3 separate regions of the Homo sapiens genome follow, and all the other regions are linked to region 1. Evidence: chromatin contacts called from ENCODE Hi-C or POLR2A ChIA-PET data. All regions are on one chromosome and are shown on one strand. The core of a region is the stretch at or near the end of the contact, and the rest is flanking DNA. Distances in the headings are between cores, read along the strand shown.

Evidence for each region. A loop is a pair of places that touch in the nucleus more often than their neighbours do. ChIA-PET counts read pairs that join two places held with the same protein, here RNA polymerase II (POLR2A). Pooled maps may share reads with other maps.
Region 2: a map of OCI-LY7 shows a loop between it and region 1 (4-fold over the local background). The contact joins the promoter of MTCL1 here to the enhancer-like site in region 1. A Hi-C loop is called at or near these places in 18 of 168 maps with a recorded cell type or tissue (CD4-positive, alpha-beta T cell, CD4-positive, alpha-beta memory T cell, CD8-positive, alpha-beta T cell and 13 more), 1 of 37 single-sample maps with no recorded cell type and 18 of 50 pooled maps. POLR2A ChIA-PET finds 5 or more read pairs at or near these places in 7 of 52 experiments (AG04450, CD8-positive, alpha-beta T cell, OCI-LY7 and 4 more).
Region 3: a pooled map shows a loop between it and region 1 (8-fold over the local background). The contact joins two enhancer-like sites. A Hi-C loop is called at or near these places in 8 of 168 maps with a recorded cell type or tissue (Calu3, HCT116, IMR-90 and 5 more) and 4 of 50 pooled maps. POLR2A ChIA-PET finds 5 or more read pairs at or near these places in 11 of 52 experiments (AG04449, AG04450, BJ and 8 more).

What each region holds. Positions count from the first base shown.
Region 1 is chr18:8,754,393-8,757,085 of GRCh38, forward strand. The region is part of intron 3 of MTCL1 (microtubule crosslinking factor 1); the gene reads left to right. Among named protein-coding and RNA genes, the nearest start is that of GACAT2, 48 kb to the left of the region's middle. Within about 2 kb of position 1,364, at least 3 of the 41 ENCODE cell types and tissues checked have a DNase peak (open chromatin) inside an H3K27ac peak, as active enhancers do; they include OCI-LY7 and PC-3, where a contact is called at or near this core.
Region 2 is chr18:8,704,211-8,706,903 of GRCh38, forward strand. MTCL1 (microtubule crosslinking factor 1) reads left to right here and starts at 1,346. Exons shown (of 15, transcript NM_001395333.1): 1 at 1,346-2,503. The coding sequence starts at 1,451. The region is part of intron 1 of GACAT2 (gastric cancer associated transcript 2); the gene reads right to left. RefSeq lists silencers at 691-1,130, 1,511-1,570.
Region 3 is chr18:8,793,257-8,795,949 of GRCh38, forward strand. The region is part of intron 7 of MTCL1 (microtubule crosslinking factor 1); the gene reads left to right. Among named protein-coding and RNA genes, the nearest start is that of GACAT2, 87 kb to the left of the region's middle. Within about 2 kb of position 1,380, at least 7 of the 41 ENCODE cell types and tissues checked have a DNase peak (open chromatin) inside an H3K27ac peak, as active enhancers do; they include PC-3, where a contact is called at or near this core.

The sequences.
Region 1 (2,693 bases), core at 114-2,613:
ATCTATAAAATAACCCCATGTGTATAAGTGTATAATACTCTACCAGGAGCTTTTGGGAATATGGAAGAAGTAAAGGGTTCAGTTCTTGCCCTTGGCTTTATAACATGTTAGAATGATGAGACAGCATTACAGGAAACAAGCAAAGTAAATCCATCAAGTGCCTGGTAATGAGATACCAGTAATGTCAGAGAGAAAAGGGAACCAAGTCGTTTTGTAAGATTTTGATGGAATCTTATGATAGATGCAGAGTTTTAAATTTGTATTTTTGCAGCCATAGCCACCCAGGTTCCTAGTAGCTTTAGTATAGATGCGTGCAGTTCTGCAAAATGCCTGCTATCTAATGTTGCCTTTTTCTTCCCAATTCTGTTTTATATTCTCTCTTGTTCTCCATTTCTTGGTCCCTGTCTCTCTGATGTATGAAGTAAGTATTAGTGGAAAGAGGGCTTAGCTCTTCAATCTTTTTGATGGGAAGAACATAGCTTGCAGGTGGAGTACACCTGAGAGTCTCCAGCTCTGCCCTGACTCCCTGGTCCTTTTTACCTGGTGGCATCAGAGAGCCCCTGATGTGAGCAGCCTGGTGCGTTTGGTCCTGCAGGGGTTATCTTGAATCACTGATAATATCTGGGAGTGCTTCGGTCACTTTTTTGTGAAAGTGGCTATGTTAGCGACACAGCACATTTGAGTAACACCGCCTGTTGCACCAAATGCCCCCGTGCCACGGCTGCTCTTGCTGCCACTCTGAGTTAAATGGTAACTTCTTAATGCATAGGACGACTGTGGCTCAGCGCCACCAAAGGACTTGCCCAAGGTCACACGCGTGACAGGACGAGGGGCAGGACCTAGGCCTTCTCCTGCCAAGGTCGCAGGTGCTATTTGGGATGTCGTTTGTTGCTTTTGTTGTTTTAACCGGGATTGGTTTGAAATGAAAATGACCACATCAGCACAAAGCACCGTGTTTAGTCCTTGATTTTCTCCTCAACAGGTTGGAGTTTAACAAGGGATTGGGTGGTGGCGAGGTCGTTCTTTGGCCCCAGTCTTGCAGCGTGTGTGAGTGTTACTCTTTATGAAATGCTGATGAACCAAGCCAGCTGTCATTTCTCCCAGGAGCACTTCAGGGACATCTCACACGCTTCTCCTCACTCTCCCTGGGACCAGGTCTGTCCCAGAAAACCTTCCTGAGGCCATGCAGCTTCTGAGTTCCAGGACATCTCTCGGGTGGCCCCAGGAGAACCTGACCTATTTTGTGGCAGATCATGACTATTTTTAGAGTCTAAACCACCTTTAAAAGACAGACTATCATCCTCTTTCAGAGAATATAGTCCAATCAAGTCAACAGAATGTTCACAGGGAGTGGGGCACGGAGGAGGATGTGGTTTTGGAGGTTATACAGTAAGTTATGAAGCATGACACAGATGTGATTCTTTTCATCTATTTTGTTAGGTCTGTATTCAGAGTAAGAATTATTAGCCAGGCATGGTGGCTCATGCCTGTAATCCCTGCACTTTGGGAGGCCAAGGCAGGAAGATCACTGGAGCCCAGGAGTTCAAAACCAGCCTGGTCACCATAGCAAAACCTTGTCTCTATAAACAAAAACATTACTTAGGTGTGGTGGTGCACACCTGTAATCCCAGCTACTCAGGAGGCTGAGGTGGGAGGATTTCTTGAGTGCAGGAATTTGAGGCTACAGTGGGCCAAGATCGCACCACTGCACTCCAGCCTGGGAGACAGAGCAAGACCCTCTCTAAAAAAATAAAGAATAACCATGCACAAGATTTAACACGTTCATACTGGGGTCTCTCTTGTAGGTCAGGGCCTTTCTGGAGGTCGTCAGACCATGCGGTGACTTCTAACCCATGTCACATTTCCACTACAGAACAGTGTGAGATTTCAGCCTTAGCCATGAAAAAGAAGTGTGTGTGTGTATGTATGTGTGTATATATATGTGTGTGTATATATATGTGTATATATGTATATATGTGTATATATGTATATATGTGTATATATGTATATATGTGTGTATATGTGTATATATGTGTATATATGTATATATGTGTATATATGTGTATATATGTGTATATGTGTGTATATGTGTGTATATATGTATATATGTGTGTATATATATGTGTGTATATATGTGTGTGTATATATGTGTATATATATGTATATATATCTCAAAGGCAAGAGATCCAAATTCTCACTTAGGTGGAGTTTCAGGAATGTTGAAGGAGAGAGGCAAACTTGTTGGAGAAAAGAAAAATTTAGAGCCTTTAAAGGTGAGGAAGAAAGGAAAAATAGGAGTGTTTTTATCTCTTTATGCAGTGAGGTCCAGAATCCAGCCATTGTCAGTTCTGAGCATCTGGGATGTGGCCAAACCGCAGGGTGCTTCAAAAAGCCTCTGAATTCCCAAAGAAGTTGCAGTGAATCCCAAGGAATATATTTAGTGGGCAAGGTCTCCTCTTAGAGCCCTTCCCTGTGAAGTTAGCTGGATTTCTATCTCCTAGTGGCTGTCGTTGTCTAAGGCCCCAGTCCCTGGTGGATGTGACACTTGCAAAGCAAAGGGCACTGCAGACACCCTAGTGATGAGTGAGGGGAGCAGCATTAGCACCGTGGAACTGTCAGCCAGAGAGCTACAAGGTAGGGTCCCCAAAGACTGGTAAGAGGACCCCAGACACAAGGAAGATGTTGACCTGCAT
Region 2 (2,693 bases), core at 96-2,595, 50 kb before region 1:
TGGCCAACATCCAACGCCTGGGACATAAACTGCACCCAATGGTATGTGAACTGTACTTTACAGTTTGCACGGTGTGTTCTGGTATTTGCTAAATCTTCACACATGCTCAGGTGGCAGTACGTTTTAATGATACAGGCGAGGGAACTGGGGCTCAGAAAGGTCTAGTGCCTTGCGCATGGGAGACTCAAGTGGTAGAACCGGTGGCCGGGCTCCGGGCTCTGAGCGGAAAGCCTGCAGGACTCGGAATCCTGAAGACCTGGGTTTAAACCCGCTCAGCTAGGGACTGGGTGAGGCATCGCAGGCAAGTGACTTCACCTCCCAGCGCCGGTGCCCTAGTCTTCACCGAAGACAGCAATTCCAATCTGGGACTGTGGTGAGGCTTAAATAAAACACTGCTCAGTAAGTGGCCAGCAGGCCTGGCTCGCAGCCGGAACTATAAATGTGAGTTCCCTTTCTGACCCCCAGGTTTGGCGAGGGCTCCTCCTGTTTGGGCAGCAGCTCCTCCTGAGCTCCCGAGGCCACGGGGGTGCCAACTGTGGAGCGCCCGCCGTGCCGTTTAGACGCGAGAGCTGCGTCGGGTACCAGCGATCCTTAAAGGAGCTCGGGGACCAGGGGCACAGCTTGGAGAGGACAGCGAGGGAGGTGACTGGCCTCGGGGAGGCGGGCGGTGGATGGAGAGGCATGAGAGGGGTGTTGTCAGCCGCGGCACACGCCTTCCCCAAGTGGCCGGCGCCGCCCCTTGCCACCACTTCACCTCCGCCTCTTCCCTTCCTCCCTAGCTCCTGGCAGCGTCTCTAGGGCCTCAAAAAGCAAGGAGGGTCCCCGGGCAGCGAGGCCCCATGGATCCAGCCTGCGCCTGCTCCCAAGGGCGCGCAGGTCCCGCCCCTGCCGGGCGCCCGCCCCCCGGGGAGCGCAAGCCCCCGCCCCTTCCCTCGCCCCTCCCCTGCACGGCGCCGGCTGGCTGGAGGCGGGGCATGCGCACGGGCCTGGGCGAGGGCGCTGGGCGGCGGGGAGGTGGGGCGCGCGCGTGCGGCTTCTCTCAGCCGGGAGCGGCGGGGGCGGGCACGGGCAGCAGCGGGCCGGCGGTGGGCGGGGAGCGGGACGCGGGAGCCGGGCGCGCGCCGCCAGCGCCGCCGCGGCACCGGTGACCGCGAGCCCGGAGCGCGAGGTCCGGGGATGCGAGCGGCCGGGAGCCGCCGCGCTGCTGAGCCGGGAGAACTCGATCCGCGGTGACCTCAGCGAGGGGCGAGCGCGGCGGCGGCGAGCCCCGCGGGAATCCTCGGGGCCGGGGTGCGGGGGGCGGGGACGGCGGGAGCGCGGGGCGCAGCCCGGGCGGGGCTGGGACAGTGATGAGAGAGCGCGCGGGGAGGCTGCACGCCGCCGCCGCCGCCGCCGCCGCCGTCGTCGTCCGGAGCATCTGCTGCCTGAGCTGCTGCCGGCGGACCCGGCCATGGAGACACTGAACGGCCCCGCGGGCGGAGGTGCCCCGGACGCGAAGCTGCAGCCGCCCGGCCAGCACCACCGCCACCACCACCTCCACCCGGTGGCCGAAAGGCGGCGGCTGCACCGTGCGCCCTCGCCCGCCAGACCCTTCCTCAAGGACCTGCACGCCCGGCCCGCCGCGCCCGGCCCGGCCGTCCCCTCCTCGGGCCGAGCCCCGGCTCCCGCCGCCCCGCGCTCGCCCAACCTCGCGGGCAAAGCGCCGCCCTCGCCGGGGTCCCTGGCCGCGCCCGGCCGCCTCTCTCGGCGCAGTGGCGGCGTCCCGGGCGCGAAGGACAAGCCCCCGCCGGGCGCCGGGGCCAGAGCGGCGGGCGGTGCCAAGGCTGCCCTGGGAAGCAGGAGGGCGGCGCGCGTGGCGCCCGCGGAGCCGCTGTCCCGGGCTGGGAAGCCTCCCGGAGCCGAGCCGCCGTCTGCCGCTGCCAAGGGCCGCAAAGCCAAGCGCGGCTCCCGGGCGCCACCCGCCCGCACCGTCGGCCCCCCGACCCCGGCCGCCCGGATCCCTGCCGTGACCCTCGCGGTGACCTCGGTGGCCGGGTCCCCGGCCCGCTGCTCGCGCATCAGCCACACGGACAGCAGCTCCGACCTCTCTGACTGCCCCTCCGAACCCCTGTCCGACGAGCAGCGCCTGCTCCCTGCCGCCAGCAGCGACGCCGAATCCGGCACGGGCTCCAGCGACCGTGAACCCCCACGAGGAGCGCCGACGCCGAGCCCCGCAGCCCGAGGAGCGCCGCCGGGCAGCCCCGAGCCCCCAGCGCTCCTCGCCGCGCCCCTCGCCGCGGGCGCCTGTCCCGGGGGCCGGAGCATCCCGAGCGGGGTTTCGGGGGGTTTCGCGGGGCCCGGCGTGGCGGAGGATGTCCGGGGGCGCTCGCCACCGGAGCGACCAGTCCCCGGGACCCCCAAGGAGCCCAGCCTGGGCGAGCAGTCTCGGCTCGTGCCAGCGGCGGAGGAAGAAGAGCTGCTGCGGGAGATGGAGGAGCTGCGCTCGGAGAACGACTATCTCAAGGTGAGCCGCGCCTCGGCCGCAGGTGTCCCGGGGCGCCCCCGGAGGGCCTGGCTGCGGCGGGGACCCGCCAACCCCTCCTTCCCGGGCCTGTCCAGCGCCTTCTCCCTCCTGCTCTCCACGGTCCTACCCCCGCATTGTCAGGCATTGGCAACTTAAGCCCAAACTTCTGGAAGGAGAAGCAAGACCTGTG
Region 3 (2,693 bases), core at 130-2,629, 39 kb after region 1:
CACCCAGTCAAGCTGTCCCCTCTCAGACACCCCTAAAGATAACTCTGCTTTTCTGCTCTGGCACATGCTTTTCAGCATCTACACTGTGGTCTCAGCAAGGTCTTCCTCATACCTAATCTAAACTTTCCTGCAGCAATACCAGCCTAACATCAAGTAAGGGCCTAAATGCAACTGGACAGAAAAGTGTGTCTGTCACCTCTGCTGATGTTGGGTGAATTTTCCGATAGAAAAATCAGCAACCTCACCCTAAACCATTGCCTTCGGAAAACTGCCGCAACTTGAGCTGTGGCCTCATTAACCTCTGTTACTCTCGAATAACCTGGTACTGGCTAATTATCTTTTATCTGCAAATCCTTCCCCAGAGTTCCGAGTAGAAGGGATTTGCAGATGTGGGCACTCGTCGCCCTGGACATCCATGAGAACAGCCCAATCCCGGCCACCCCAAATCTAATTAAGTTGTGAACAGATCTCTAGGTTCAGAATTGCTGCAGCTGCTCTTCCCCCGTGTATTTGTTCTTGAAAGATAGCTATGTCTTTAAAACGAAACAAAGCAAAGCGGTTGATCTTGAATAGAGCACGTTGGTGTTTTAAAATGCATATCCTATCCAAATAAGGTCCTGGTATATCTAAGAACTTATTTTGGCAAGGAATGTGTGCTACACATAAGCCCCCATGTTGACTGAGGCCATGTGATTTAAATGGGTCACAAACTGATTAAGGGAGTGAGCTCCTTCTCTGCACCTTGCAGCTTAGGGAAGGCAGGGCCGAATGCCAAGATGTAAATACTTTCTGCCAACTTCTACCACTACATGTATGACTCTTTTTAAGTGTTTCATTTAGGGGTCAAGTTGCACATCTTATTATCAGAGGAAAATAATTCCATATTACTTGAAAGATAGATTCCTAAGTAATTAAAAAAATGTTTGCATGGCACCAAAAATTGTTTGAAAAGTGAGTTTATCACTGAAGATGCTGCTAGCACAGTGTCCATGGCCCACGTGTTTCTAGTATGTGGGTTAATGATGAAGGAGTATTGCGGAAGAGGCTTCGGATGGTAGGAGATGTCCTCCAGGCTTGTTCAGAAGGGAAGGGAAAGTGTCCCCCAAGGTACCCAGGGGGCAGAAGACTGAGCTCTGAGAATTAGGAAGTTCATGGAGCCATGGAACAGAAGGAACTGGAAAGGGCAGTGGAGATGTGAGGGAGAGAAAAGAAGGCTCTCCAGGAGGGCCTAGGCGCGGTGCTGCTGATGCTGCCTCCCGTGGTGCGGGTCCGGGTGTCTCAGCGCCTCTCCACAGCCAGGCGGGGAAGGGTCTCACGTTACCTTCACATTGCCCCTGAGGCCAGTGAAGCTTGCCCAGCATGAGTCAGTTGGCTAAGACATGTAAAAGAAAATAAAACTACAGGACTCTCTAAATTGATTATGTCAAGGGCAAAGTTAAGTCCTGGAGACTGAGTCATGAACATGTTTGCAGTTTTGTTTCTTAGATTATAGGTGAACTCTGTTCCTCATTGTTCTTGTTCTGTAAATGACTAAGAGACCAGAGACCAGACCTCCCTTCTTTTTAATTACTGATCTTTGTTATAGATTAACTGCCTCTTTTATTGTCATGTACCTAACTCAGACCAGATGGTGCAAAAGATCCCATGACCGTTACATCTTCAGTGTGAAATGTTAAATACACTTCCCCCACCCAAAAAAAGACCACGTTGCCTTATCAATAGGAAATTGCAGATGCTGGGTGTCTGGTACGCTAGGCTGCCCTTGTGTCCACAGGGGAGAATCGGTGGAATGCTGAGGGCTGCTGAGATGATGAATAAAATCACCTGTTTTCTGTTATTTCAGCCAAAACTACAGTAAAGGTCAGGTATTAGGTGAGCGGCCACGCAAGTCGTTGTCTAGACCTATGGACCTTTCCAGAGCTGCCTCTGACTCTTCACTGGCCTTTAGCACATTGGCCTCGGGCAGCTGTGGTTCTATTCCCATGGCCTCTGAGAATTAATCTAGTACTTTAAGGAGAAAAACAAATCCCTTACTTGGTTTTTGGCATAAGAGAGAGTGTTAAGAGAGGACAGCTGATAACCTTAAGGCTGGCATTCGAACCTTTTATTGGCCTATGGAACACAAAGCTTTGATCCCATAGTATCACTTTAGCTACTATAAATATTTATAGATGTTATTCTTGTGCCTTATGTGCAAAGTGATATTTTATTCACGCTTACTTTTTAGTATTGATACACAATAATTGTTGCTTGAAAAAGTGTCTATACCGGGGGTGTTTAAAAAACAGGAATTTAATGTGGAGATGCCAGATATTTCTTTTTCAGTGACACTTTTCTTTTCCTAAGAGATATGCACATCTAATAGGAATGTCAAGTCTTTCAGCATGGAAATAGGCTATCAGACTCACTTTTCTGTTTCCTGGCTGTTGTATGCAGTTGAGGCCTGCATATTCGGAAGAATTCCTTCCACCCAGCCTGCTGTGCTCTCCACCAGCTGGGGTTCTCTTCTGTCGGGGCTGTGGGGAGTCAGGGGGCTCAGGAAGTAGAGGGGAAGGATTTCCACTTGTTTTCTCCTTTACAACTGTAATGTGCGTTTGAGTGCCCAGCTCATGTACAGAGGGGAAGTGGAATCTGCTTACACCGGATTCAAGTCAGTGGTAAGCCGCACTTCCAAGACACGGTTTTCCTGAAGG